Linked DNA regions of Homo sapiens: region 1 is linked to region 2. A link is a loop called in an ENCODE intact Hi-C map of the cell type or tissue named here. Cell type or tissue: CD14-positive monocyte. All regions are shown on one strand. Each heading gives the region's core, and the rest is flanking DNA. Links, peaks and the distances in the headings are about the cores only.

The links. A loop is a pair of places that touch in the nucleus more often than their neighbours do. Peaks named below come from ENCODE experiments on the same cell type or tissue, not always from the same donor. Only the 100,000 strongest peaks of a DNase experiment are listed, where the experiment ranks them.
Region 1: it touches region 2 in a loop (2.0-fold over the local background); 1 of 110 quality-filtered maps calls a loop at or near these places.

The regions. Positions count from the first base shown.
Region 1 is chr20:40,634,926-40,646,134 of GRCh38, forward strand. LOC102724968 (a long non-coding RNA gene) reads right to left here and starts at 6,253. Exons shown (of 8, transcript XR_001754596.2): 1 at 6,180-6,253; 2 at 5,609-5,699; 3 at 663-740. RefSeq lists a silencer at 8,954-9,103. In CD14-positive monocyte, for the core only: no CTCF peak of the experiment used is centred there; DNase peaks (open chromatin) are centred at 4,986 and 6,486.
Region 2 is chr20:40,578,298-40,589,506 of GRCh38, forward strand. It overlaps LOC102724968 (a long non-coding RNA gene), which reads right to left. Exons shown (of 8, transcript XR_001754596.2): 7 at 698-1,048. LOC107985435 (a long non-coding RNA gene) reads left to right here and starts at 6,391. Exons shown (of 3, transcript XR_001754598.2): 1 at 6,391-6,515; 2 at 9,191-9,265. In CD14-positive monocyte, for the core only: no CTCF peak of the experiment used is centred there; DNase peaks (open chromatin) are centred at 4,414, 5,184 and 5,504; H3K4me3 peaks cover 2,040 bases; H3K27ac peaks cover 3,219 bases.

The DNA.
Region 1 (11,209 bases), core at 3,454-7,453, 57 kb after region 2:
TGCAAATTTGGGGGTCTGTCCCAGAACTACCACATCTTAAACTCTGGGGTGGGTCACGGAAATCTGTGTTCTGGCGTTCTACAGGTGATTCTTGAACACATGTTAAAGTTTGAGAACCACTGCCCTAACCTGTACCATGTCATTCATCTTCCACGAGGACTATGTCCATTTGTTTGCCCTCCACAAACAATTGCAGCAATTACAGCTGGATGCCAGCTTCTTTGCAGAAAATATTTTCTCAAGCTGGAAAAATACAAGAAGTTTCTAGATAAGCAAACTTAGATGAGGACAAGCTAGCTACCCAGTTGCTAATTAACTCATTAATTCACTCTTTCAGGATGTATTGAATTTATAGTCACAGGCATAATGCAAACATATGCCCCTGTGTAACATATTTGGGGAAATGTGACAAGCAGATTTTTCTCAAATGATCTGGATGCCTGATGTGATTCTTCCTTAGGTGCAAAGAGGTTGCAATTGGTGAGTTCTGTTTGCAAAAGACCAACCACCTGGAAATGCAAGCGTGGAAGCCATGAGAGTGCCAAAAAATGTGGAAGATGGAGGCAGAGAGAACCAGACTTGAATCCTGGCCCCACCTCTCACCCACACTCCCTGAACCTCAAGTTTTGCATCTATAAAACTGTGGTGATAATAAAACCTACCTATAGGGCTGTTGATCCAAACTGTATTTTGTAGCTCCTCCAGGGAAGTTTTCCAGTCAACCTAATGCTTCTCTATGGCTGTTCAGGGAATGAAAAAATGAGGAAGGAATTAATGAATTATTTCATGAGAATGCCATTTTCCTCTGCTTCTTTCATGTTAAGAATTATATAGAGCATGTGCCACTGCTGTCTTCTTCATGAAACCCCCTGAGAGGCAAGGGTGGGGTGGAAGGTGAGGATGGCCATGGGAGTAAGCAGTAAAGCTCCTGAGCCGTCATGAGCCTGGCTGTCCATTCAGGAGCTATGAATGGAATGGTAACTAAGAGGAGCAGGGTGTTTCAAGCTTGAGCATGCATTAGATTCCCCTGGAAGTTTTTTAAAGCACAGATGACTGAGCCCCACCCCAGAGTTTTCAGATTAAGTAGATCTAGGGTGGTGCCTGAGATTTTTCATCTCTAACACATTCCCAGACAATGCTGATGCTGCTGGTCTGGGGATCACACTTTGAGAACCACTGGGTTAGGTCAATGACCCAGGCTGATGAAGTCTCCACCATAATCAACACTTGGTTTCTAAGATTACACTGAGTGTTGACATCCCACTGGCAGGAGAGCAAACAAATGAAGAAACTCCACCTTCTTCTTAAGCTCCCTGGCCAGAAAGTGATGCACATTCCTTCCACTCACATGTCATAGGCCCCACCTTTGCAAAAGGACCTGGGAAATTTAGTCCTTGGATGGGCTCCTTCTTAGTAAGCCACTTTCTTCCCAGGCATGCAAAGGGGTCACAGATCACTTAGTGTTGAGCCACTGCCACTGCCGTACATGACAAGTCATCACCTCATCTCCAAATCTTGGGCCTTGCCACCAAGATGTGGGTTAGCCCAGCCACAACCTCAATTCAGATTCCGAGAGCTAAAAATGTACTGTGAACAGAACATGCTCTGGAAGTCATGGGAGAAGGGGAAGCAGGACCTATGGAAAGATGGATACCTGGGCCTCATCTTCCTTAGACTGCTTCTCAATGACACAAGTCCATGAATGTCTCCACTCCCACTGAGGGCACAGTGTGTACAGTGGAACCATGGACTTGCAGTCGGATGGAAGAGCCATCACTCACCAGCTGTGTAACTTTAGGCCTCTCTGCCCCTGGTAGGTATTGCTGGTTGACATAGGGCAGCACCCAGATTGTAGCTCCTCCACTTCCTGCCAGGCCTCCTCCTCCAGCCTCCTCAACTCCTGGCCATGAATGTGTGCAGCAATGTGACAATAGCCATCACTTCTCCAGCAGGTTACTCACATCATCAAAGTTGGGGAGTTCGAGGAGATAAGAGACCTATGCAGATTCAATGCCTCCTTATATAATCCAGCTCACATTCTGCTTTGCCCTTGCCCTACAGTTCCTGTCAATCCTTCCTTCCCCACCTGCTTGTTCTGTTGACTGTAGGCCCAGACACCGAAGCAATGGCCCCCTGTAGATGGTTGAACCAGCTTCCACAACTGCACAGGATCAAACCCTCATAAGAAAGCCCTCAGTTTATGCCATTCTTAGTGGTTTTGCTTCTCTGGCTGAATCATGACTGATACGGGTGCTTTTCTTCCAACATTCTCATTTAATTTTCTGAACAACTCCACAAGAACATTCTTGTTAGTCTTATTTTAGAGATGAGCAAAGTGAGAATCAGAGAGGCTAAGTCACCTGTCTGAGATTCCACAGCTAGTGAGTGGTGTTGGGGCTGAGACTTGAACCCGGGCCTCTCAAACACCAGTACTTTGACCACTATGGTATTTTGTGAGCTCCTTCAGAAGAAAACTGGGCCCCATGAGATGGTCAACGCAATATCAGGTTTTCCCCTGTGTCCATGCCAGGATCCTGCTCCTCTGTGCCCCCAACAAAGGCTCATCCACTGTGACACGGGAAGAGGCTTCCTTGACAAGGGCCTGTTGTCTGCAGAGTGGCCACTATTTTCTCTCCCCTGTTTCCCCTCTAGCTCTGGCCAGAGGTTCCCAGTGGGTTGATTATCCCATTTTTATTACAAATCAATAGGAAAAGGAGAAAAGCTTTCTGAGAAGATTCTAAGCCTAATTAAAAACCCAGGAGAGGGCTGGACATGATGGCTCATGCCTATAATCCCAGCACTTTGGGAGGCCGAGGCAGGCAGATCACCTGATGTCAGGAGTTCAAGACCAACCTGGCCAAGATGGTGAAATCCCGCCTCTACTAAAAACACAAAAATTAGCCAGGCATGGTGGCAGGTGCCTATAATCCCAGCTTCTAGGGAGGCTGAGGCAGGAGAATTGCTTGAACCCAGGAAGCAGAGGTTGCAGTGAGCCAAGATCGCACCACTGCACTCCAGCCTGGGCGGTAGAGCAAGACTCCATCTCAAAAAAAAACACAAACCCAGGAGAGAACATCCCTCAAAACTATTCTGCTCTTGTGTAAAGACACATATGATAGGAGAGACGGTGCAGAAGAAAGAAACAGGCTTCCATTGCGAGGTGTGGAGACCTGCCCATGAGAGAGGCAAAGAAAGGCAGAAAAGAAAACAGATGAAAATGGAGAAAATGACAGAGGAAAGGGGGAGGGGGAACCACCAAAAACAGCAAGCGGGAAGTAACCTAGATATAAAGGAGGGAGAGAAAGGGAACAAGACATAAAATGAGAAAGAATCAGAGACAAAGAAAAATAGAAACAGAGAATAAATGGGAGAAATAGGTATAGAAGAAGAGAAAAAGATGGATGAAAGAGGTGAGAATAGAAGGGAGAGTCAGAATGAGAGAGACAGAGAAAGGGAAAGACAGACAGAGAGAGAGAGAGGTGACTGCCAGGTTCCTACATAATTAACTTTCTCCCTTGGTCCCAAGTTTTTGGGGGGAGACCAGAGTGGAACCCAAGACAGCTGGTGGGGAAGGGAGGCACCCTGGCCACTGCCCCCATTGTGCTGGACAGTGGCCACACTTGACACAGCAGCAGGAGATAGACATCTGCCTCTGAGTCAGCTCCTTTCTTCACAGCCCCACCTGCCCCACCTTTTGGGCTAATGTTGCAGAGTTAATTACAGAAAGCCTGCCAGACTGGGGATATATGAGCCTCAGGAGAGCCTGGTTCTGAAGGCGGAGGGAAGAGGGGAGGGAGAGGACGGTCAGGGTCACCTACTGAGCTGGGCACTGAAGGTTTCTACTACCTGGAATGGTCCCTAAGCACCCACAGGCAAAAGGTGTCTGAGGCCCAAGGAAATAAGGGGAGGTCTGTCGGGGCTAATGCCTAAGCCACAAAGCCAATTCTTCCATTATGGATTTAGACAGCTTTCCCACACTTCTACCTATCCCTATAACTTTCCCCAGAGGGTTTTGCCAGTCTGCCATTTTTTTCTGCCCCTTTACCACCTCCTCTCCCCATCTGCCAATCCTTTCTCCTATCTGACATCTCCTCCTGTATCTACCGTCTTCCATTTACCCACCTCCACCCATCCATCTAAACTTTCACCCACCGGAAGCTCCAAAATCCCACTCCTCATCCTTCTACCAACTGCCTACCCACCTGCCAAACACTCTTCCATCGATTCATGTTTCTTTATAGGCCAACTTTTCCACCCTTCCTCTAACTCCTTCAACCTCCACAGAACCTTCAGTCACCACCATTTCCACTATCCACATGCCAATCCTTCCATCCATGAATCAGCCCCTGTATTTCCCAGCTCCTCTCCATCTGACCTTCTCTCTATCCATGCACCATTCTCCACTTATCTTCCAAACTCCTTCATCCATCCACCAATCCCTCCACCCATCTGCCAACTTGTCCATACATTTGTCAACCCCTCCCCCTTCCTCCAACTCTTCACCTACCATCCCTTCTTTTTCCAAATCCTCCATCCAACCACCAAAATTTCCAACCCCTCTCTACATTTACTTCCACCCTCATCAATTCCTACATTCACATGCTAACCCATCCCTTCAGGGAGCCATGCTCCCTTCCATTTATACATACAATTCCATGTCTAATCCACCAATACCTAACCCCATCTACCATCTCATTCATCTGTCCATTCAGCAACCCTTCCATTCCATTCCAATATGTCAACCTCTTCCTACACTGTCAACTCCTCCCTCCTTCCATCCTTCAATCCCCCAACACTCCAACAATCTCTTAATGCACCCACTGACTTCACAAAGGCCCCAACCCAGCCCTCAGGGAAGTTCTGTAAAAAGAAAATGGTTTTGCAGAACTGCAGAGCTGGGATATAATCTTGGTTTGGAACACACTGGCAGCATGGCTCAATTCAGTGCTCCCTGGCCTAGTCACAGCTTTGGGAAGGTCCTCAAGGCCATTGAGGAAGCTGGACAGAGTAGAAAGGGAAGTAGGGGAAAGGTTCTCTCACCTCTGTTAAGGACGCTGGTAAAGTTAATTACAGCCAGCTCCTCACCCCTCTCCACCCACCCCAACTAACTGGACAGTACAGAGGGAGGCTCACCCCCCTGATTTCTGCCCTGACCTGTTCTGCCTGCCCTAATGGACACAACCAGGCCACAGTCCCCTCCTCTGCCTAAACCCCGGGGTTTTGAGCCAACTCCAAAGACCCTGACCAGCCAAAGCCATGTTGAACCAAGGCCTGAGCAGATTCACCAGGCTGAGGTTGCAGGTGGCCCCCAGCACCACAGTGGCCTACTCAGTCTATATGGTCCCATCTCTTAAATACCAGAAAACCTCTTGACTACTTATGAGTCAGTTTAGACCCAGGCCAGGTAGATTCCAGGTAACACAGAGAGGTAGAAACTGCATCAAACCTAGATGTAGGTTATGGAATCAGCAAGACCTGGGTTTGTATTCTTCTTGTACTTCCTGGCTGTGTCACTTAATATCTCTGAGCCACAGTGTCCTTGTTTGTAAAATGAAGGTCAGAAAGCTCCTACCTACTGCATGGGATTATAATTTTAAAATATACATACATTGGGATAGAGCTTGAAACACAGTAGTCCCCCATCGAGAGATGCCTTCACCTCACTTGGACTGGCTCTGGTGGCTAAGTCCTGGTCTTCTCTGTACATCAGGGAAAACAGGACAAATTGACATTCTTAGACCAGGTTGCCTGTGCTGCAAAACTAAGCCTTCTCCCCGAAAAACCCCCTTTATAAGAATTTCCACAAAAACAAAAACGAAAGCCTCTGTTTTTTAGGTACTTTTAAATGCCTGGAAAATTTTGCAATGGGGTAAAACTTGGCCAGAAAGAGAAACAAATTTTTTTTTTGCAAATCTCAGCCCTACCTTTTGGCCTAGGTTGGCCCCTTGCCAAAAATGTGAGATGACAGGTGAATGTGTGAGTTTCTGTGACTTGGGTTTCCAAAATGGCATTCAACAAGTGATCTGCCTAATTGCTTTTGATATCTAGAAAAGCTAATTAAGGTAATAATACTTGGCACTTGTATAATAATAAAAATAATGACCCTTTGTATGTAAGGAGCATCTTTCATCCAAGGATTACAAAGCCTTTACAAACATTAATTAATCCTCACAACTCACCTGTGAGGTGGGTGTAATTAGACCCAATTTATGGCTGGATGAATTGAGGCATGGATGGGGTGAGGGATGTGGGGAAGATCACACGCTGCATCTGCTGCCAAGACTGGGATGGCCCTGAAGATTCTAGAAGCTGTACTCGGAATTCTCACATCTGTCTGGTAGAATCCCTCTAAGCTGTCCCAAGGAACACCCCCATGAGTCAAAGTTCTCTCTTGACCAGCCACGGAGAAAAGCAGAACACTAGGACCTCATCTGGCTGGGTGACCTTCAGCTAGTTCCTTCCCCTCTCTGAGCCTTTACTTCCTTCCCCATTAGCCAAGATGACTGGGTTCCATGACACCTCACCTCCCCAGTGTTCAGCCCCACAAGCTTGTCATCCTGTTTCTTGCATCACTGGCAGGTTTTCAGGGCCTTGAAGCCACCAACAAAGACCCAGGTTCAGCCAGCATCCCTGGGCAGTTAGGTTGCCAGATTTAGCAAAGAATAATACAAGCCACTGAGTTAGAACTTTTGAATTTCTGAAATTTTTGAATTTCAGAAAAACAATGAAGAATTTTTCAGTATAAGCATGTCTCGTGCAATATTTGGAACATGGTTATACTAAAACATGGTTTGTTATTTATCTGAAATTCAACTTTAACTGGGTGTCCTGCGTTTTGTCCAACAACCCTGCTTGTTAGCCACTCTGTGCCAGGCACAGGCTGAATTTCTCACATCTCTGATCTCAGGTAATCCTTCCCCTACTCTGGGAGGCAGGCATTATCACTCCCATTTTGCCACGAAAACTAGTCTAGAGAAGAAAAGCGGCCTGCCCAGAGTCCTGAATTCCTCACCTACCTGGGTCTCCCTGGAGTCTCCACTGACACCCCCAGTGATTGATTCCCCAGTGCCCAGAGACCAAAGTCCACACTCCCTGAGGACAGCCCTTCCAGGCCCTGCAAATCTGCCCCTAAAGTCCTCTCTAGCTTCATGTCAGCCCAAGGGTCCCATCACAGGCATATGCAATAGATTCAGTGTAATTAGTGGTGCCCAGCACCCACACTTCCTTCCGTCAGGCCTCCAGGCCTTTGCCTCTGCCGGTCCAACCACCTGGAATGCTGTTCCTCCATCTTCTCCTGCAAAATGCCTGCAGGTCTGCAGGATACTGTCCAGTGTCACCTCCTCAGAGATGCCTTCCCTGGCCAAACACTCGTTCTGCTGTGTTAACCTCTGTGCTGCCACATTCCCCAGCATGCTTGCATGCATGTGTGTGTGTGTGTGCATTCACGCGTGCATTTGTGTGTGCGTGTGTGTGCATGTGTGTACTGTGTGTGAGTGTGTGTGTGTTTGTGTGTGCGTATTTTCTCTGTGCTCCACCCTCCCATCACCAGTACACCTAGGGTTGTTTCTTGGCCCCATGCCTCAGCATACACTATTTCCTCTTCCTGGAATCATCCTCCAAAATTAAGTCATTCATTCATTCAATTGATACTTATTAAGCACTTGCTATGTGTTGAGCTTATCCTTCCTGCCCTTATGAAATCAACAGTCTAGTGCAGGGGTCAGCAAATTTTTGTCTGTAAAGAGACAGATCGTAAATAGTTAGGCTTTGCAGGCCATAGGGTCTGTGTCACAACTACTCCACTCTGCTGTTGTAGTGTGGGTGCAGTCATAGACGGTATTAGCTGGGTATGGCTGTGTTCCCATAAAACTTTATTTACAAAAAAAGGCAGTAGGCCACATTTGGCCTATTGATTCTAGTTCACCAACTCCTGGTCTGTTCAAAACGGACATTGAGCAAATATCACACAAATGCCGGATTTAACAAATTTCTTCAATCCTGTGAAGGCGAAGATTCTACTCAAACTCTCCCCACTCTGTGAGATCTTTTAGCAGTGGCCTCTTCCTCTGTGCTTTCAGAGCTCCTGAGTTTAGGGGGCTCATGTGTGGTCATTCAAGGCAGGGACCACCTTTCCAACCAGATGCCTTAAGACCCACTGCTGATGCTGCACCTACTCCTGCCTGAGGTGTCCCTCTGGGGCCAGATGGGGCTGGGCTGGGGTGGACCTTGTTTAGGACCCCTCCCTAGCAGAAGGGAAGTTCTGCTCACCCCTCATCCTTAAAGATGATCCTCCTGCCACTCCTTCCAATAACTTGTCTCCAATTATAACCCAGGGTGAGCCAAACTGGGCATCTTATTTAATAGAGAGTGACTGTGCTCGTATATTTGAGTTAGAAGCGTCACATTTTCCTTCTTGGCAAGAAGGAAACATAAAACCCTCTCCAGAGACCCCAGGGCCAAAAGAAGGGACAGATGTTTCCAGCATCATGGCTTTGTGTCCCCTCCTTCGGTGGTTCCATCTTGCTAGGCTCCAAAACTGTTTTTCAGGATGTGCACCCCGCCCCAACACACACATACATATGTTAAAATCAGGCCCCCTATGCATTCATACACATGTGTTCAGCACACAGGCTTACATACACCTCAGGTAGATGTATGTTTACATATATAAGCACACATGGACACACACAAATTCCTGCTTCACACATATACCAAGAGTATTCACAACAAGGCAGACAAATTTGGGCACAAAAACAGATTCATCTAGAGACACACAAACCCCGAATTTTTGCCCCACAGCTACTATACATGTGTGCATGCACACACACACTATGCACATGTATGTGCACATGCCCACACTATGCACATGTGAGCACGCACACACATGCACACATGCTATGCATGTATATACAGTGAAATCCAATCCCGCTACGTCTTGCAGGGGGAACAGGCCGTGAAAATCACATCTTTGCATTTCTGGCCTACCAGTTCCGTCTGGGTTCCTGCTGCCAGTCTCAGCTCCGGGGAGGGACACAGGAAATTCCCATTTCCCTGACTGCCAAATCTCAGCCACCTCTGACCCTTAGAAAGACAGAAACTCCTCCAGCTTCCTGTGAGCCATTCCTGCTGTGTGCCCAACACTCCTAGCCAACGTGTGGCCTGAGGAGATAATGCGAGGCTTAGTGTCCAGCCCCATGTGTGGCTCCTGCAGTCAAGGCAGCTTCCTTGGCCTCCCCTTGGGGTCAGGGCCTGGCATGCTAGGGGCCTCCAGGGAAGGGCCTTGGACTGCACCCAAGGTCAAATGCCCTCTTTATCTGAAGGACGCTGACCACTTTCCTGCCCTGCTTCCCTCTGCTTCCAACATTTCTAGCAGCCTTGGGGAGCTCACTGTCCCCAGCAGCCAACGCCTACTACTGCTCTTTTAACTCTTACTGAGCCGTCTGCATCCAGGCTCTGCTGCCTTCCTAGTGGGGAGCCAGTGGCACAGATGGAAGTGACAGTGGCAGGAATTAAGAAGCTGGTGAACCCCAGCTCCCAGGCTCTTGGTTGAACTGGACCGCAGAATCGGGACCCCTTGTGGGTGTCCTCCTGTTGAACAATTCACTCATCCACTCATTCAAAACACTTGGGCTGAGGCTCTCACCTGGTGCTGGGGATTCAGTGGTGACTAGACAAGAGTCGCTGACCTTGCTGTGGGCATAAAAACCTGGGTGCCAAGGGAACTCGTCAGCATGGGCTTCTGTAGTCAGGAAAGCTTCTCAGAGAAAGCGGCATCTGACTTGGGTCTAGCAGGCCAAAGAGAAATGTGCATGGAAGAACAAGCTATATGTAACCAAAAGCAAATGGAAAGGGAGGCTGGGGCTGCTGCATAGTAGGAGCTCTGCAAATGTTTGTCGACTGAATGAATGAAGGGGAACTTCTGGAGGCTTTTCAGTAAGGAAGTAATATTGATTATTATTTCTAAGTGATGCCATCTACTTCTCACCAAAGGGCTTCTTTGCCCAGGATGGATGGATCTTCTCCCAGAGGTTTAATTGCTCCATGGATTCCCTGACCCCAGTCCCCACCACACCCTTACATATAGACACAAACACACCCACAAACAAGTGCTGGCTGCAGATGCCCACGTGCACACAGACACTCACACACATGTGAGACAACCACACATGTGCAACCACATGCAGCCCATGTCCACATGTCTAAGAATGATAATCATAGCAAACACTTTTATCCGACTTTCCCACAGGCCAGATGGCAGTTCTCTGCATTTATTAACTCAGTTAATTCAGCCCTCTAAGGTAGGAACTATTGGGATTCCCATTTCTACAGATAAGAAAACTAAGCCATGGAGATGAGTCAGTTATCCAAAGTCATATAGTTAGGAAGTGGTAGGGGTGGGATTTGATCTGGGCCACCTGATCCCAGAGACCATGCTGATAATCACTAAAGCAAAGCGGTCCCAGTATCCTTCTCAGCCTCCCTCTCACTCCCAGCCCTCCACACTTCACCACCCATCCGTGGTCCAGACACGTTGAAACCCGTGGGATCCCCCAAACACACAATTCGCTGCCATGCTCATCTCTCTGACATGTTCCCTTCCATCTCTTTCCGAGGTCCACATCTCCTTATGAGGTCCGTTTTATTATTTGTTTACCAAACATTTGTTAAGCACAGATTATGGACTGAGGCTTTGTGCTTAGCATTTTACGTGCATTCTCTCATTCAACCCTCACTACAACCTTATGAATGTCCTATTGTTATTAGCCTCATTTCACAGATGAGTAAACTGAGGCACAAAGTTGTTAAGTCACTCCCGCAAGGTCACAAAGAGGGAGAGCTTGGAATGGACTCAAACCATCTTGACTCATGAGCCTCAACTCTTCATCTCATCTTAGTCTGCGTCCTGCTCAGCTTTGGCTTCTGTGACTGAGAACAAAGTCTCAGAGGGAGGAAGAGGAGAAGATGGAAGGGAGGAGGAGGAGGAGGAGGAAGAGGAGCAGCATTAAAACAAAACTCAAGGCTAGCGGAGATTACGAATCCTGAGTGTGGGTGGGGTGGATAGGAGGATTGTAGAGCGACCTTGTAAACTTTTTACCCACATTTTATTGTGAATATTCTGAAAGCATGGAAGAGTTGAAAGCACTGTGCCATGAGCGCCCCTAAACCCACTACCTTGATTTAGCAATGAGCCTCTCACTATTCTTGCTTT
Region 2 (11,209 bases), core at 3,007-7,006:
AAGCATTTGTGCTGCTGGGGAATGGACCTGAGATGCAGCCCCTCACTTCACAGCCCAGTAATAAAGAGTTGGTGTAACCACCCTGGAAGCAGCAGGTGGGGAGGAACAGCATTAGGCTGACCTGGGTTCAACTCCTCTCTTCTCTGCCGTCTAGCTCAGTGATCCTGGGTGGGCACCTTGAACCTGCTGGATCTCAGGTTTACCATCTGTAAAACAGGCCAGATTAAAGCCTGCCTTGTCATCAGAAGCCCATAGGTGAATGTGGGCACATCTGACTTGCAAACAACAAAGTGAAGTGCAGATGTAGAGTAATCAACTGTCCAGGCTCACCTGGGACTGAAGAGTTTCCCAGGATGTGGGACTTTCAGGAGAGTTCCAGACAAACCAGGAGTGTGGATCACCCTATGTCACCCAAAGCTAGCAAAACCCCATCATGACAGGGATAAGAACTAAGGTCGTCAAAGGGGTATAATGCATTTTCTGGAAAAATGCACACTGACTGATTCACTAAACAAAATATCCTGAGAATTTTATGAGAGGGTTAAGCAAGAGGCTTTCTTATTCTAATTTAGTCCTCCATTCACACTGGAGAGTTCAGTAAAGCTTTACATCTATTTCATAAATACCGGCATCACTTCACTTTTGCTAACAGGGCACCCAAAAGCATAATGGCTTAAAACAACAGTCATTTATGTACCTCACAAGTCAGTGGATCAGCAATTGGGCTGGGCTCAACGAGGGACTTCTCATCTGGACTCACTCATGTATCTTTGGTCACCAGCTTGTGCATCTAGGGCTGGCTGGACTAGGAGGGCCTCAGCTGGAAAGGCATGTTTTGGCTCCATATGGTCTCTCATCATGCAGTAGCCTTGTTCACGTGACAGCTAGGCAGCGTTCCAAAAGAGTCACAGCCCACAAGGCCTCTTGAGGCCTCACCTCAGCATTGGCATAGCATCACTTCCACCAAATTCTGTTGTCCAAAGTGGATCATAGAGCCAGCCCAGATTCAAGGCGTGGGGAAACAGACTCCAACTTTTGATGGCAGGAGCTGCAGAGATATATTTCAGAGGGGCGAAGATATAGGAGGTGAGGGGGAGAACTCCAATAATTTTTGCAATTGACAGTATCTTCCTTTTTATTTTATAAAACATAGAAACAAGGTACTTCAGTAGCTATAACAATCTATTGCTATATCATTGCCATCTCTCTAGTCACTCAAGCCAGAAACCTTGGAATTCTCCCAACCGGTCTCTGCCTCATTCCTGCTCCCTCTACACCCAACCAGGCCCTGCCATCTCCACCATCTAAACATTCATCACATAATTCCCTGGGATTATTCCTATTCATGCTCCCCACCTCCAGCCTCACCCTCTCTAATCCATTCTCCTCCCCACAGCCAGGATGATCCTTCTAAAGCATGCATTTGAACATGTCACTCTCTTTACTGAAGACTTGATTAGCTCTTTACTGCTGCCAAATTCTACCTATCAAAGCCTTTCTACTTTCTACTCCAGATATTCCACCTTCATCACCACCGCCAAATCACTACTGTGGCACCTAAACTATGTTCTGGGCAGAGTGAACTATTTAGCTTTTCTTAAACAAATCATGGCTTTTCATGCATTTGAAAATGCAACTCAAACTTACAGGAATGTTTCCCAAGACCTAGATATCTGTTATCAGTTAAAGCTAGACTGCAAACTCACCTGCATGCCTAGAGGACTATCTACTTGTACATCTTTCTATCTCTGTTATTGGATATCCCCAAAGATAACACAAACCATTTATTGTTCAATGACTTTGTTGGTGAAAACAACAACGATGATGCTAAAAGATAAATCAAGCATACAGATTGCTTAATGGAAAAAGTTATTTATAGTCAGCCTTCTGTATCCAAGAGTCCCATATCCACAGATTCAACGAACCTCTGACCAAAAATATTTGAAAATTAATTAATTAAAAATAACAAGACATCAATAAAAATGACACAAATAGAAAAACAACATAGTGTAACAACTATTTTGTACTTAACATTGTATTAAGTATTATAAGTAATCTAGAGATGATTTATAGTATACAGGAGGATGCGGGCAGCTTATATGCAAATAGCTACACCATTTTATGTAAGAAATTTGAGCATCCTCAGATTTGACATCTGAAAGGGATCCTGGAACCATTCCCCCATGGATACCAAGGGACAACTCCCTACTCACCCTTGTTAGTTCTGGAAAATAGTTACAGTGGTACTAGGGCAAGCAATTGATGACAGAATTATAGAGTCCTTCTGGGCGTAAGACATTTGTTATTCATCTGAGCCCATAGATGAAAACTTGAGAGCCACTGACCGCCACTATCATCTGGAACCAGCCCTCAGTACCTCTCCAGTGGGCAACTGCAACATCCTTCTCACTGGACTCCTCACTTCTACTCTTCACCTTTCAACAATCCGTTCTACACATGGTAACTAGAGTGATCCTTTTAGGTAACAAATCAGGGCAGATCACCTTCATGCTCTAAAACCTGCAGTACTTCCCCAATGCACTGAGAGCAAACTCTTCCATAGCCTACAAAGTCCTACACAATCTGCCCCTGTGGCCTCCACAGTCTCATCTATCACTCTCCCCGTCACTTGCTGAACCAACACCCTGGACTTCTTTCTATTCCTCAAAAATGCATTCACAGGACCCACACGTGGCTGATCCCACAGCTGCCCCCAATCACCATCTGGACTTTTGCATAACTGTCTGGCTCCACCAGGTCCCCCTCAAATGTGACCCCTCAGAGAGCCCTTCCCCAATGTCATTGAAAACTAACACTGTTTGCAAGTTTGTTTCCTTGACTATTGCCTACCTCCCCAACTGGAGTGCAATCTCCATGAGACCTGAGACCCAAGCTTACTCTCTGTACATCTTCAACATCCAAAACAGTATACTCAATAAAAGTTGGCTAAAGGAATCAATAAACAAATGAACGACACTACTAACAATTATGAAAGAAAGATAGGTAAGTACTTAATCAGAATAAAGATAAATGCCACCTCTAACTCAATAGAACCCGCCTACCACCTCTACACAGGTGAGAGAAACCCCTCCCAGCTCCAGGCTCAGAGGCCTCTCGAGAGAATATGTTGTCTTAGGGCTCAGGTGAAGCCCTTTCAAGCTGGCTTTTCATTATATCTCTTTAACCACGGTGATAAGTAGAGCCAGGTTCCCCTCTTATTGGTAGGACCAAATTTTCTCACTCAAAAACTTTACTATGAAAGAAATGGAACTCAGGTGCCTTAACTATGGCCTGATCAAAACTTGACAACAAAGAAATAAAGCAGCTTAAATGAGTTCTGGAATTGGCTCTCTAAAGACCCCAGCATGGGAGAGATGCACACATATATCTAATGCCCACCAGCAGCTACACTTGCATGTCCCACAGGGTCTGAGACTCACTGGGTACAAGGCAGGTTCATTATCTGGGTACAAGGCAGGTTCATTATCTTCCTCCCTACACCCACCCAACTTCTCCCTTTGTCAGTGTCACTGATGTCTCTGAGTAGCCAACATCTTCCAGTTACCAAACCAGAAACCTAGAAGTCTCCGTGGACAATTCCCTTTGCCTCAAGTCCCACATCCTCCTCATCCTCCCCTCTAAGCCCATGTTCTGGTTCCCATCTCCATACTCCCACTGTGTCCAAACAGTCATTATTGTCTGCCCCCTAGACAATCACATTTGTCTCATTGCTGGTCTCCCCACATCTACTCAGACATCCTTCATTCTCCCCGCAGCAGCCAGAACAATATTTTAAAAACTAATAATAAGCATGTCCTACAGCTTCTTAAGTGCCTGCTATGCCTTCCATTTTTCTTAGAATAGAGGGTAAACCCTCACCTTAGCCTGTAAAGCCCCATATAGTCTACCACTGCCCATCTGTTCAGCCTGGCTCACACTCTGTGGTCCTCCAACTTCCATGTCCTCACCCTAAGGGCCTCCTTTTAGTTCTAATTCTCTTTTTTAGTTCCAACTCTCTTTACAAAGACTTTGCACATACTGGTTACTTTGTATGAAACCATCTCCCACTACCAACCATGAGCCACCTTCTTGTCCATTCTTCAGATCCCTGCTCAGTTTTACTTCCATGGGAAAGTCTTCCCTGGCCATCCGGTCTAGGACAAGTCTCCAAAGAATGATAGTTTTTCCTTTAAAACACTTATATCTGTTTATAATTATGGATTCTTGGCATAACTATATGACTATAAACTCCAGAGGGCAGAGACTTGTCTCCCTTTGTGCTGCTTTGTATGCCCAATGCTTAGCACAGTACCTGGCACAGGATAGATGCTGAAAACAATGAACGAGTGAATGCATGAATGAATCAAGGAACTAGGAACAGCTATTCTGTGGAGTTCAGCTCACCCTCCAGCAGCTGGCCAAAGTCCCATATTTAGCAATCCTCATGAGAGATGGGAGGGGTAGATAAGCTAGGAGTGAAAAGTGGAAGAAATAAACTGAGTCGTTGAAAGATTAAGAACCCCATGCTGAATCTGCCCTTGTTTCCATGTAACTTGCAAGAACCCACTGTAATTTACATATTTCTGCACGAACATAGCGTGTAACTGACTCCCAATCCCTTCTAGATGGATGACACATTTACTGTCTCTCTTTGGGAATTTTATGTTGCATCCTGGATTCCTTAGAAATTGGCGGAGAGAGGTGGGAAGCAAGGATAGGTAAAACAAACGGGGTTTGCCATTGTCAATATGCCAAAGAGAAGAGACCTGGTAAGATCTAAGGGATGTTCCCAGACACTCACTTTAATCATCATTCCTATGAACACACACACACACACACACACACACACACACACACACACTATTGCTATGAGAAAGAAGCAAATCATTCAGACCACTAAAGCAAATGGTCCTGAATTACCTATCAGCCAGCTGATATAGTGGCAGTTTTCACCACATACCAGGCACCCTGCTAGGTGCTGAGAATGCAACAGAGAACGGGCCTCTAGGCCCAGAGCCTGTGCCCATGGACTACAGAGTGGTGGGGGCTGTAACTTTGAACAGGCTCACACTGTGGTGTAAACAAAGCTGAGATGGAAGTGCAGGGGCCAGGGCAGCACAGAGAAGGGGCACCTGACCTGGCCTTGGAGGTCAGCCACGACGTGCCAGAGGAACTGAGAGCAAAGCTGCATCGCAATAACCCCTCCGAGCCTCGACTTCCTCATATGTAAAGTGGAGACAGTGAGTCCCACTTCCCAAGGGGCTTAAGAGTATCTGATTCAAAATCATAATCGCTGGCTAATACTTAATGATCACCTATTTTGTACCAGCCATTGGGCTAAGCACATCTTGTGCATTAGCTCATCAACTCTTCATCACAACTCTAGAAAGTAGATACAAATATCCCCACGTTACCAATGAATAAACTAAGGTTTAGGGAGATGAAGACACCTACCCAAGTCGCTGGCAACCCGGGTCTGCCTGACAACACGCTTTGAGGCACAGCACTTCACCACCTCCCTTATGTAATCATGACAAGTTCTCAGCCCAAAATAAACCTTTAGTGAATTTCAGTTTCTTTTCTCCCTTCGTCCCCTCCTCTCCTTTCTCCATAGAGGAAACAAAACAACAAAGATCCCAGAGTGCTGTGACTCGAGCCGGTTTCCCTGGATTTCATGAAGCCACTTTTTCTGTATAAATATAGTCTTTGAAAGGACCTAGAAGGGGAAATCAGAATATTGAGAATTATTCCCACCTTAATAATAATAAGTCAAATTGGTGAGTCCAACTGAGGCCTCAACCTTAACCCAGGGGAGGTCCTGGGGCAGATGGCTCTAGGCTCTGCTTCCTCTGGGGCTGGAGGTTACTAAGTTTAAAGCCTGGTTGCCAACAGATCTCAACAATGAAGTCCAGAAATTAGTAAAGCCTACAAAGTGCTCAGAACACAACCTCCCTGCAGTCCCCCATGGCTTGTGTTCTATAAGATGCAGATCCAGCTGCTGCTCTGCTGGCCCATCCTGAGGACTTGGCACCATCCCACCCAGGAATGTATCACTTCACTGGCCCAGCCCTGCCTTCCCCTCTTCCACCCATGCCCAGCTCATTCACTGTATTTCAAGGCTTGACCTCATAGAAAATGTATGTATTCACCCATTTTATTTATTCTTTCACTCATTATCAGGGTCCTACTATCATGCATGCATTTGTGGATTCCCCATTGTGCTGATATTCTGAGTACGTTTGCAGATAAAATTGGAGGAGGAGATCTGCCTCCTGGCCAGTTGCCGCATTGCTCACTTGACTGAGAGCATGTGTCTCCAGCTGTCAGTCAGGCTCCTCCCTGCGCTTGATTCCAAAGCTGCAGAGGTCAGAGTTATAGGACTGGGAGGCTTAAGACACTGGGATGGTGGCCCTGCCTTCTCCAGCTCAGCTCAGCTCAGCTCAGCTAAGAACAATCAAGGTCAGGTCAGCTCCCAGATCAACCCAAGGACCCTTGGGAGACTCTGCCCCCAACAGGTAAGGGCTCAGAGAACATTGCTTGTTCTCTTGCACAGGCAGCAAGGCTGGGTAGTTACTGGGCTAAAGGGAGCCCTGGACTCCTGAGATACCTCTAAGAATCAATCCCCAGACCATACTCTTTGTCCTGACCTACATGCTCAGTTGACCTGACCTTTTAGTCTCCAGCAAAGTAATGGTGTGCACATGGAGTCAGCCAAACTTGGGACCATAGCCTAACTCTGTCATCTTCTAGTTTGGTGAATTTGGACAAATCGCTTTATGCATCTAATCCTCAGTTTCCCCATCTGTAAAATAGGGATGGTAATAATAATTGTAGTACCTGCTTCACAGGCTTAGTTTGATGATTAAATGAAATAATCACACAAAGAGAGTTTTACCCAAAGTTTCTCAACTTCAAAACTATTGACATTTCAGTCCAGATAATTTTTGGTTGTATGGAGTATCCTGTGCTTTGTAGGACACTTAGCAGGATCTCTGGCCCCTATCTTCTATAGGCCAGCAGCCCACCTCCTGCTCAGTTGTGACAACTCAGTGTCTCCAGATATTTCTCAAAATCTCCTGACATCAGCCCTGCTTGAGAACCACTGGTTAACCTAATGCCAGAAAAATAACAAGTTCAATTAATGTTAGCTATTATTATTATTGCCCACTGGAACCCAGTCTGCTTGGATGGTCTCTGGCCCTGTCCAGCCCTCACCAGCTCCATAGCCTAAGGCTTATCCTCAACCACAATTTTCTATGTACTAGGAGGACCCTGATTCAAGGTATTTGGAATTATGGCACAGTCAATAGCCTGACAATGACTAGAAATGTATCTATGCCATACAAGATCTGTCTCCCTGGGAATATAAAGGAAAGAATTGGAGGAGGACAGGAGAATCAGGGAGACAGTTTCCCAAAGCAATTTAGGGCTCAGAAAGAGAATGAAAATTGGTGTTGAAAGTACTAAAGAGCATAAGGAAAATGATAGCATTCAACCAATGTAATAAGACATAAAAGAAATAGAGATGATAATATACTATTGGTACTGTCAACATGGCACTCAGAACCCATGATGGTAGATGTGTTCTGAAGACCAAATGTGTTTATGGATGTAAAAGTGCCTAGCCCATGACCTGGCAAATTGTAGACCCTCAATAAAGGTCATATAAAACTATCATTCAGGTTGACATTTTTTGTCAGGGAGAATACTGGACCAGATGGAATTGGCTCAGCATTCTACGTCAGAGGTGGGAGCGATCATTGAGACAATGTGACCCAGCTCCTTCATTTTACAGCTGAAGACATTTACATGGAGAGAGGAGAAGTAGATTGGGAAAAATCACACAGTATGTAAATGCCAAAAACTAAAATTAGAACTAGGTTTTCCAGACTCTACAGGTGGCTACAGTGCACATAGATATACACACGTAGATGGCTCTGTCCTAAGACCAGCACACTTGAGTTACCTGAGAGTCAGACTCAGCAGCTGAATAAAATCATGAGCAGGTGCATCTGAGTAATGTGGTATTGTGCTACTCCCTGCCTTCTGGCCTTGGCATCCCCCAAACAGTCATCCTAACCCTCTTGACTCTGCTACCCTGTGTTCCTGGCCTCGCTTCCATTTTTATGCCTCTTTCTTCTCTCTACTCTCCTCTCCAAAAAACCCTGTATCAGACTCATCTGATCCCATGAGAGTAGCCAGATTCCTCCTCATTTGGTTTAGCATCTCCTTCCTGACAACAACTAACTTGCACTGGATATGTACTATGTGCTAAGAATTGAATATGCATTACCTATCTATATAATAACAGTCACTACTATTATCTCCATTTTATAGATAATGAAACTAAGCCTCAGTTTCATGTACAGGAAAGGAGAGGCAGAGTGTTAATAAGTAGAATTAAAAGAGACTAACATATCAAAACACTAACTAGGGGGAAACATGATTTTCCTAGAGTAATAGGTAGATGTGGTTGAATTTCTAAAGAGAATGAACTAGTTTAGTCTGAAGTCCAGGGGGAAGTGGCAGCTGGCGAAGTCTCCCAGAATTGTGTTTTTCCTTCATGTCTGGTAAATATGGGATCACCAAGTGGATGGGGAATGGGAGGGTAGTGATGCTGGGCTTCTTGGTCAATGGGATTCACAGCCATGCAATGACATCTCCCTCTCTGCGGCCTCCAGTCCACCCAGAGGTCTGTATAGCCAGACTCTCATTTGTCCTCACCTGTTTCCTAAATCACAGGTGGGGTAGGGACTACAGGGCTCCATCTGTCTTGACGCCCGACCTCCAGCTCCTGATCCACTTCCGACTAATCCATCTGTGGAGCCATCCAAGACTATGACCCACTTCCCACAGTGCTCCTCCCCAGACAAGCTTCCCTGTGGACGGTCTTGTGCCCTAGTGTTCCTGCAGCCTGCGGGCACAAGCACCGCCTGTTCTGGACAGCTCCGCCCAGCCCAGCCCTCACCTGGGTGTTGTCCTGGACTCCACCCTCCCCTTCCCCATCTCAGCCCAAGACTTCTGGCTCCATCTGCTCTGGCCTAGAAATGTCTCTCTCACTTGGGCCTTTGTAACAGCTGCTTTTCTCAATCAAATTTCTTGTCCCTGATATACTTACCTCTCAAAAATGCAAATATGTTAATATCAGGTTATTGCTTAAACACCTGCTGTGTATTCCCATTTCTTCTAGGATAAAACCCAAGCCCCATGGATTGAGGGTCCCACCCTGAAGCTGAATCTATCAGACTAGGATTTCTTCTGCCAGGTGAGTCTAGGGAAGATGATGTTGCTTAAAGTCAAACACTAGGGCTTTGAGACATTTGGCCTTATGCTCAGCAACCTTTAGATGGTAGAATCTTACATCTAAAAACGACCCTAAATCAACCTGTCCCCATGCACACTAGCTCTTTTCCTGATCGCCACCAGTGACGAGGCACTCACGATGTAGTGAGACAGCCCATTCTGCTGTGTAAAGAACTTTCTTATCACAGGATCCTAGACTCTCAGATTTGTAACACACTCAGAAGGTGTTATTCTTCCACCCAGTGGAAACACTTCTCTGCAATAAATGAGCAAATAACCTGATCAATTTTCTTGAAATATCCACACTGTGATGTAATTGTGTTCTGGAATCCAAATGCAGGCTTTTGCCTCTTTCCCACATAAATATCTTCCACCATAAAAAATATGTTTGGTTTCTGGATTATACCAATGTGGTACTCCTCTCAGTTGTTTTCCAGTCAGAAGTTTCACCCACTTGCCCAAGGGTGCAGACTCTAGAGACAGTTACAGATAGTCTAAGTTAAAATATCATCTCTGCCATTTGCAAGCTGTGGAAACTTGGTTGAGTTACCTAATTTCTTTAAACCTCAGATTCCCCATCTGTAAAGATGATACCTACCTCCTTTAGCTATTATGGGGACTAAATAAGATATTATATAAGCTGCTAAGCACAGCATCTGGCACATATAAGTGATCAATAAATGTTATTTTTTATTATTTAAAGTGAAACTTTTCTCTATGATGTCAGTGATGGCTTTCGAACATTTTTTCCTAGAATCCCAATATTCAAAATAGATGCAGTATGGCTCTGATGGCAGCATGGGCGGGCATCCCAGGGTCCCATTGCCTCTGCCTTTCCTGTCCCTATTTCCTCTTCTTCATGGCACCCCTGTGCCATGAAGGGGTGAGACACCCCTATGGAACCTTAGGACTCTTCCCAGTATAGTTTGAAAATAAATGAGATATAAATAAATAAATAAAATGTCATACCAGGAAAAGGCAATTGCAGAAACACAGGAATATGTATTACTTTCCTATTGCTTCTGTCACAAACTTAATGGCTTAAAAATACACAAATTATTATCTTACAGTTTTGTAGATCAGATGCTCAATGAAGATCTCACTAGGCTAAAATCCAGGTGTCAGCAGGGCTGTGTTCCTTCTGGAGGCTCTAGGGGAGATCTCTTTTCTTGTTTTATTCAAGTCCTAGAAGCTACCCACATTCCTTGGCTCACAGCCCCGTTCCTCCATCTTCAAAACCAGTAATACGGCATGTCTCAGACCCCCCTCGCCAACTCTCTCTTCCACCTCCTTCTCCTACTTATAAGGACCCATGTAATTATATTGGTCCCACCCAGATAATCCAGAATAAGTTCCCTATTTTAAGGACAGCTGGTTAACACATTAATTCCATCGGCAACCTAATTCCCCTTCTTGTGTAACCTTACATAACACATTCACATTTCTGAGGATTAGGACAAAGACGTCTTTGGAGAATCTTTCTGCCTGCCATAGCAGTCACTAGAGAGGTCCTTAGAGACCAGCCTGGAAAAATTACTCAACATTTGGAGACATAAACGTCCTATTCACCTCGCTACAATAGTTTGCAGCCCACTATTCTTCATCTTGTTCTTAATTTTAACATGAGGATCTTTGACAAATCTTGCTACAGTCAAGATACTCTGTCTGGCATTACCCAGACTTACCAGATATGACCATCCTTTCAGGGAGATTTGTTGCAAGCAACAGAAAATGACTGGCTAGTTTAGGCATAGAAGGCATTTGATAAAAGGTTATTTTGAACCTTGCAAAGCCTCTGGAGGGATGGAGAACCAGTGAGAGATCAGGCAGCCAAGAACAGCCCCCCAAGTTATATGGTAGAACCCATCTGGGCAGAAATTGTTGCTAGTGTCCCTCAAAACCCACT